2 separate regions of the Homo sapiens genome follow, and region 1 is linked to region 2. The links are chromatin loops, found by intact Hi-C in ENCODE. Cell type or tissue: OCI-LY7. All regions are shown on one strand. Each heading gives the region's core, and the rest is flanking DNA. Links, peaks and the distances in the headings are about the cores only.

Region 1 (4,399 bases), core at 285-4,284, 140 kb before region 2:
AATAATGATTATTTATCTTTCTGTTTTCTACAGCACCTTGTTTCTTAATTAAGGGAGGGGAACAATGTATGCTGTGTTTTTTTTTTAAATTATTTATTTATTTATTTCAATAAGGGCTTAAATTCAGGGGTAAGAATATGCTGTTTGAATGAATGAATTCATTGATTTATTTATTTAGGAATTAAATTTGGAACACATTGAGTTTTCTCTTAGTAAAATAGCATGATTCCAGTGTCCTTAATTACATTAAAATATGCACATTTATCTTTACTTTGATATTTCTATTTCTATTTTTTAAAAATATATGCTATAAACAGAAGCATTGTGATACCACGACAGTTGATCTGATAACCCAGATGGCTACTAAGAGATTTCATCATGCCACTCAGAAGGGCACAAAATTAAAAACTTATAAATTATGTTTTGGATTTTTCTTTTAATATTTTTGGACAGTGGTTGGCTGCAGGTAGGTGAAACTGGAAAGCAAAACTGCAGATAAGGGAGAACTACTGTAACATGATAAAGAAATGAACCTTTGTTGTTGTAAGTCATTGGATTTGGGTTTTTTGTTATTGTTGTTATTGCAACATAACCTAGTGAAAACTGTCTGATGTGTGGGCTTTCTATTTGAAAAACTATCAGGACTGAAAGATAAATAGGAGTTTATCTGCTTAGAAGAAACCTAGGGTTTTGGGGCATTCCAGGCAAAGACAAGAGCCCCTTGAGGGAAATATTTTCTTGACTCATCAAGTTCTGAATATCGGGATCTAGTTCCAAAATTCCGTGCTTTTTCAATGAATTCTGAATTAGAAGTATTCAAGAATTTGCATCTGTGCCACCTGAAGTCATGGCCTACCTATTTTGGATCTGAAAGGGACAGGAGAGAAACTCAAGATACTGAGAACCCTGTGCCAATTCTTGAGCTGAGGGCTTTTTGCATCCTGCTGTCATTTGCAGCTCTTGGGCTCCTAATGAAACATTTAAAGCATCCCTCTTCTCCTATTTCATCAGGAAATTGTAACACTTCTGCTTAATCCACAAACGATCTCAATTATTCTCCCTTCCTTAGCAAATAGGGAAACTATTTACTGTTTGCCTCTGTAAATAATTTTTGGTTCATTGCTTACTGTATATGTCACAAATTTGAACCAGTAAAACACACTTCAGGAATGTGTTTTGGTGGTAAAATTTGCAATTATAAAAGAAGACATGACAGTGATTCCCTGGATACTGGCCAATAAGTCTCCAACCAGAAGCCACAGGAGCAGAATAAAGTCGCTGGAGTCAGGAATGGATCTTTAAAAGAATTTTATTTTGTTGTGTTTTTCCCCACATTATTTCAATGCTGTGTGCACACTGTAGAAAACACAGAAAAGGAATAAAGAGGTGTATTTTATTAAAAATAGTTCCCTTTCTGGATTATACATATCATAGACATAGTTTTCAGTTGTCATTTTGGAAGATATATTATCTTTGATTTTTAAAAAGATAAATGCTTTTTGAAGACAATATGAAAAATACTTGAAAATATGAAGGAGAAAATAAAACCCATCCATAATGTCACCACTCAGAAAGAATCATTTTGGACTTTTTGAAATTTGGAAACATTTTGAGCTATATGTATGACTATTCAGTAAAATTCTGTAAGGCGATTTTTGATTGGCTCTTGTTCTGAAACCAGGACAAACTAGAGGTTGCCATCCTGACTCCGATGATTTCCCTTGGAGGTATTCTATACAAGATCTGCTTATGTATTTGTCTTGCATCTTTCTTTGTTCTTCTACCCTCCTCCCTACCCCATGATTCTAGTATAATCATGGCACATGATTCTAGACTTCACACCACTTAGGCTGGCTACTCAGAGTGACTTCATTCTCCTGTTCACAGAAGGTGACCAGAGTCAGGCCACCCAGAGGCCTTTTGATGGGATTGCTACGGGGGTGAAAGAGCTGTGCTTTTTTCTCTGCGAGAGTTGTTGTGAGGATGGAATCCCCTGGGGCTGTTGGTGCCATCTTTCTGCCTGTGGAGAGAACTGATGTAAATGAAGCCAAGCAGAGGCATGCAGAACTGAGCAATAGGGAGAGAGAGATACAGTCCCACTGCCACTATTTGCACCCCTGGATCTAGCGGGATCTGTTGTGTGAGCTGGTAAACTCTCCTTTATGCCAACACTACTGTGAATGAGGTTTTGTCCCTTGTGATGGAAGCAGGTCTGACTGATAGAGATTCCCAGAGCTGAGCTCCTCACTGGATCAAAGGGTCAAAGAGCATCTGAAGGCTCTTCGTACACTGTGTTACCAGATTGTGTGGTGGAAAGATTGTACCAAGTTACTCTCTTAAACCAACGTTGAGAATTTCTGTCTTCTCAGACCCAAGTGATGACTTGGGCATCATCATTTCAAATTATTTCTTTTTGCTAATTTTATCAATTAAAAAATGAAAACTTTAAATTTGTATTCTTTAAGTTACTAATGAGGCGACATGTATTGATGGAACTATGTTTGTCTCATGTGAATTTTCTGTTTTCTGCTGTTACTCCCTGACCTATTTTTCTACTAGTGTCTTATTTTCCATGTTTTTCAAGTATAGAGTTTAACGGCATTAAGTACATTTGCATTGCTGTGCCTAGTGCTTTTTTTTTTTTTTTTTTTTTTTGAGGCAGGGTCTCAGGTTGGAGTGCAGTGGCGCAATCACAGCTCACTGCAGCCTTAATCTCCCTAGTTTACTCTCGTAGGTCTTGCTATGTTGCCCAGACTGGTCTCTAACTCCTGAGCTCTCAGATTGGTCTCTAACTCTTGAGCTCAAGCGATCCTCCCGCCTCACCCTCCCAAAGTGCTGGGATTACAGGCATGAGCCACCACACCCAGCCACATTATTGTACTTCTTTTCCTTTTAATCAGTTTGCAAAATCCCTCTCTATATAAGGCACTTTACGAATATTTATAACAAATATTTTTATTGATTTTTCTTTTTCTTTTAAAACTTGTGTTGTAGTTAATTCATTACCTTTGTGATTTCTAAATTTTGGGTTTCGAAAGGATTCCCCACCTGACATTAGATAAATATTCTCATACATTTTTTTCCTAAAATTTTAGTTTCACTTTTGGCTGGGCGCGGTGGCTCATGCCTGTTATCCCAGCACTTTGGGAGGCTGAGACGGGCAGATCACCTGAGGTCAGGAGTTCGAGACCAGCCAGGCCAACATGGTGGGACCCTGTCCCTACTAAAAATACAAAAATTAGCCAGGCGTGGTGGCGGGTGCCTGTAGCCCAAGCTACTCAGGAGGCTGAGACAGGAGAATCACTTGAACCCATGAGGCAGAGGTTGCAGTGAGCCGAGATCGTGCCATTGCACTCCAGCCTGGGTGACAGAGTATCTTGATCTCAAAAAAATAAATAAATAACAAATTAAAAAACATATCTATATAAAATAAAATTTTAGTTTCACTTTTAATTTATTTTTATTTTTACAATTAACATTTCTCTTTATTTTGGTATGCAGAGTGTCTAGTAAGAGTCTAACTAGATTTTTTTTTTCCTGGTACAACACAGGTGCTCACTATCTCCTGTGGAAGCTTGAATGAATTAGATAAGGGAGCGTTCCAAAAAAGGGCATTTTGGAAATTTGTGGGCGCATTTTTTGGTTGTCACAGTGATGAGGAGCTGCCGGCATTTAGTGGGCAGGGACAGAGGAAGCTAGACATCTTGGCCTTTGTGGGACAGATCAGTACAATGTAGCATTGTCCAGCATCCTGCTTTACTTTGGAATACCCTCGTGAATTAAATGTTATTAAATATAAACCAGTAGTAATTTAATACATAATAATACTAAATAATCATAGAAAATTATTATAGGAATACCCAACACTATAGGATGGTGTTATGGAGAGGAAAGGTGAAATGAAATAAAGACATTTCCTCAACATTATTGTTCAATGTAGTCTAACATGTCCAACTGCATTTTTAGTTGAAAAGAGTTTCATCATAAGCAAGGAAAACCCACGGCAAATGAGTACTGGAGATTCCTTTAAAGATTCTTAGAACCAGGCAGGGCGCGGTGGCTCACACCTGTGATCCCAGCACTTTGGGAGGCCGAGATGGGTGGATTGCTTGAGCTCAGGAGTTTAAAACCAGCCTAGGCAACATGATGAAACCCTGTTTCTACAAAAAATTAAAAAAATTAGCTGGGTGTGGTGGAATGTGCCTGTGGTCCCGGCTACTCAGGAGGCTAAGGTGGGAGGATCGCTTGAGCAGGGGAGGCAGAATCAAGGAGAATCTCTTGAACCCGGGAGGCAGAGTTTGCAGTGAGCCAAGATCACACCACTGCACTCCAGCCTGGGCGACAGAGCGAGACTGTGTCTTAAAAAAAAAAAAGATTTCCAGAACCAAATGATTAACTA
Region 2 (4,399 bases), core at 238-4,237:
ATATACAGAGAGCGGCTCTGTTAAGATGTCGGCAATATAGATGCTCCAACTTACGATGGGGTTATGTCTCAATAAGCCCATCGTAAGTTGAAAATATTATCACAAATTCATTTACTACACCTAACCTTCTGAACATCATAGCTTAGCCTAGCCTGCCTTAAATGTGCTCAGAATACTTACATTAGCCCACAGTTGGACAAAATCATCTAACCAAAAACTTATTTTATAATAAAGTGTTGAGTATCTCATGTAATTTATTGAATACTGTACTGAAACTAAAAAACAGAATGGGCCAGGTGCGGTGGCTCACACCTGTAATCCCAGCACTTTGGGAGGCCGAGGCGGGTGGATCACGAGGTCAGGAGTTCAAGACCAGCCTGGTCAAGATGGTGAAACACCCTCTCTACTAAAAATACAAAAATTAGCCGGGTGTGGTGGGGGGGCACCTGTAATCCCAGCTACTTGGGAGGCTGAGGCAGGAGAATTGCTTGAACCCGGGAGGCAGAAGTTGCAGTGAGCAGAGATCACGCCACTGCACTCCAGCCTGGGTGACAGAGTGAGACTCCGTCTCAGAAAAACCAGAATGGTTGTATGGGTACTTGAAGTATGGTTTCTACTGGATGTGGATTGCTTTGCAGCATCGTGAAGTCAAAAAGTTGTTTCAGTAGTCATAATATTCTGAGTTGCTCTGACCTCTCCCCTGAGGGAGGATGCAGGTTTGCTGACGTTCCCACAACTGTGGGTGCCACTCCTATGCCCCCTACAGAAGCCCTCTTTGGAGTTTACCCTATAGAACTATTACTGTCTTATAGGGATTTTCAAAACTGAAGTGTTAAGGATGTAAAACAAAACCCTAGACTCTTCACATGACCCCCATGGTGGCTCAGTAAATATACCCACAGCAAGTTCAGAGGCAGCCCACGACCACTCATAGTTCTCTAAGTTTCAGTTGGTAATAAAGCTTTCATCTTGGGAAGTAGTGGATTTAAGTAACTGTTGAAAATTTGATTTTTGGGCCAGGCGCGGTGGCTCACCTCTGTAATCCCAGCACTTGGGGAGACTAAGCGGGTGGATCACTTGAGGTCAGGAGTTCGAGACCAGCCTGGCCAACATGGCGGAACCCCGTCTCTACTAAAAATACAAAAATTAGCTGGGCATGGTGGCTGGCACCTGCAATCCCAGCTACTTGGGAGGCTGAGGCAGGAGAATCGCTTGAACCCAAAAGGTGGAGGTTGCAGTGAGCCAAGATCGCACCATTGCACTCCAGCCTGGGTGACAGAGTGAGACTGTCCAAAAAAAAAAAAAATTTTTTTATTATTATCTGTGGATTCAGCATTGTCATTAATCCTCCATTAACAGAAGGAAATCAGGAATAGCTTTGTAAGTTCCAAAATAGTGAAATACATCACAAATAGCAAACTGGTAGTCGACCTGGCAGTGGCCAAAGCCAATGATGACTTTACAACATCTCACTTCTACATGAGGCTTTTTCAAGATTTTAAAGCAAACACTTCTTTAAGGCATTAGACACATCTCTAAAAACCAATTCTTGAAAGGCCTGTCTTTCTCCAAGTCTACTGTATAATTATTACAGTAAGATTTATAATTTATATAATTATAGAGTTGCTTCATTTTATCTCTATCTTTTGTGCTTCATTTTAAACTTAATGAATGTGCCATTTGGATGCAGAAAGGTTTTTTAAAGAAAAAATGCATAAATGTTAGATTGTGTGCACAGAACAACTGTTTATCTGATGTGATTATTATGGATTGCATGCCTGTATCAAAACATTTAATGCTATCTCAGGATTATCAATCTTAATCCCACTTCTGCATTGGTTGGTGGTGGAAGTGGGATAAGAGCCTAGTACTTACTCTCACTGTTCAGATGACCTTAAGAAGTCCACTGGATTCTAAAGTTTTGCCCTCACAAGCTGCACTTCCACCCTCCTGAAGCTTTATTGAATCTTAGTCCCGGAGTTGTAAACATAGATATTCCTAAATCTCAGTTCACAAAGGGGAACCACCCCTCCTTGGAGGCTGGAATGCGTAGAAACCTTGTTGGGTAGGTAAAATAAAAGCATCTTTTTAAGCTTCTGAGAGAGCTTCCAGCCACTAAGGCAGGTGCCAGAAGAGAAGACGTGGGTAGATAGCAGTCAACATGAACTGGACATTAGTGTGTGAACAAGCAGCTTACTGACTTGTCCATCATTATCTCTAGAAGACCCTTCCTAAATGTTCTGCTGAAACTCTCATAATGCCTTTCTTTTTAAAAATTTACTTATTTCTTTATTTTTAAAGATAGGGGTCTCACTATGTTGCCCAGGTCAGATTCAAACTCTTGGCCTTGTGTGTTCCTCCTGCCTCAGCCTCTGCAGTAGCTGGGGCTACAGGCATGTGCCACTGCATCTGGCTCTCCACAGCTCCTTTAATGACCAGTTTATCTACTTGCAAGTGGTGGACAGTGGTGGGGCCACCAGAGACCACCACCATCTCTCTGGTACTTGAGTATCACCCCATTGCTCTCTGGTGACTCATCAGGGCTGGTGATTATTGTTATCAACTGAACCCAATGCACAGCCACAGGTTCCCTCCCACACTGCAAGACTTTGCATGTTTTGGTCTAGAGGCAGTTAAGAGAGGATGTCAAGTGTGAGCCCAGCTATCAGTAAGTAGGAAGTCTAACACAGGAAATAACACCATCTGTGAGGCTGGCAATAGCACACTCCCACAAAAGTACTCTTAATCATGCTTACACACACACACAACTTCAGGACTGCTGAAACAACCCTGAAAGGTACATATATTGAGGAGCTGGAGGAAGCAAGAGCAGACAGGGAACCCCTGTGGAAGGAAAGATACTTCTGGAAATAATGTGGTGAAAGTGAAAAATATATTTGTAAAACAAAAATATCCAAAATTATTTTTCTTACCATAATTTGCATAAATAACACACCAATTTAAGAATGCAACTGAATCACAGAATAACATTTATGTCAGTGCAATTTTAGAATCCTCTTTTTGACATATGAACTAATTTTGTTCTTTTTTCTTAATTAGAAAATTCAAATCTTACATGATTAGGGAATGAAATAATTATAATCATAATTGTCTTTGCTTTCATCTGTGTTTGATTTTCTATCTACTTCTCTTTCCTTTTCTTTTCCCTCCATCCCTCTATCTCCCCCTCCATACCTTTCCTCCTTCCTTTTATTTTTTCTTACCTAAAGTAAGAAACAAAGTAAGTACTTGCTCATACATTATTGTCTCATTCTTAGTACATTTTCAATTCCTGCTTAAAATGCATTCTTTCACTATACCTGTTTTAAAAAATGTATTAAACAGCTACTAGATGTATAGATGTCTAACCAGCAACCTCTCTGGCAGGGAGCCGTAAGGTTGATGGCATAATTACTGTCATTCTGGATTTCCCCATCATTTTGACCCTATAGGGCTTGGAACAGCTGGGTTGGAAAGCCCCTACTGTGCATAATATCCTGTTCTGGGTTTTCTGCCAGAGCTCGTACCCTCTGTTGACTGCACATCACAGCAGTGCAGGGATGCTGCGACATTCTCAGAGCCAACATTCTCCTATGTGGCTCAGGGGAAGCACCAGCTTATTTGGTATTAGGGTTCAGTATGTCATGGAAGGATTTCTTTTTAACTATGTGAAAAAAGCATGTGGAAAGAATGTACTTTTAACAGGAGCATGAGTGCTACCTTGAGGAAAGTGTTAGCTGAATTCACAGAGAATCTGTAATCATCCAAATGCTATTCCACTCTACTTAGACTTCCATTTCTTGTAAGGACAACTACTCTAAAGTAGGCTTTAGATAAGTACTACTGCATATAAGTAACATGCAAAACACCAGCCAGGAAAGTAGCAAAAGGAATAAACGAAAGCAAGAGTGTAATTAAGATTGGCAATGCATGAATTATTTTCACTGTTTTAATTGTCAGGGACACTGGCAAATAGAAAGGCTAACCTTGCAGATGTCATTGCTACCTGGTTTGCTGGGGAAAAGAGGATCTTCCTCTTGGGCTGTGGTGCAGGAGAGAGCCTGTTGCCAGTTTCTCAGCATCCTCTGATGAAACCAGCAAAGACTAATTAATCTTTTCACAGTCCTTGCAGAGCATACCTTTTGGAGCATTAAACTCTCAATGTAGTGACCATAGCTGAATGGCAGTTCATTCTGTTGTTAGAATGTCAAAGGCAAATGCAAAATTCTCACATAATTTTTGGGTGCATAGAAAAACGAAATAGAAAAAAAATCCACAAAAGTTGGGAAAACTATGAAAAAAATGGGATATTTGAAAATTTTATCATTTAAATATTCCTCCCTTCCCCTAAAACAAAACAGATGCCCAAAAATCAAACCACTTGTTCAAATTCATCAGT

Evidence for each region. Hi-C counts contacts between places; a loop is a spot of excess contacts. Peaks named below come from ENCODE experiments on the same cell type or tissue, not always from the same donor. Only the 100,000 strongest peaks of a DNase experiment are listed, where the experiment ranks them.
Region 1: a loop joins it to region 2, with 2.1 times the contacts of the local background. A loop is called at or near these places in 4 of 110 quality-filtered maps.

What each region holds. Positions count from the first base shown.
Region 1 is chr1:200,288,047-200,292,445 of GRCh38, reverse strand. No RefSeq gene overlaps it. Among named protein-coding and RNA genes, the nearest start is that of LINC00862, 84 kb to the left of the region's middle. In OCI-LY7, for the core only: CTCF peaks have their summits at 1,705 and 1,910; a DNase peak (open chromatin) is centred at 1,945.
Region 2 is chr1:200,152,588-200,156,986 of GRCh38, reverse strand. The region is part of intron 7 of NR5A2 (nuclear receptor subfamily 5 group A member 2); the gene reads right to left. Among named protein-coding and RNA genes, the nearest start is that of NR5A2, 130 kb to the right of the region's middle. RefSeq lists an enhancer at 3,312-3,381. In OCI-LY7, for the core only: no CTCF peak of the experiment used is centred there; DNase peaks (open chromatin) are centred at 2,636, 3,466 and 3,966; H3K4me3 peaks cover 1,599 bases; H3K27ac peaks cover 2,582 bases.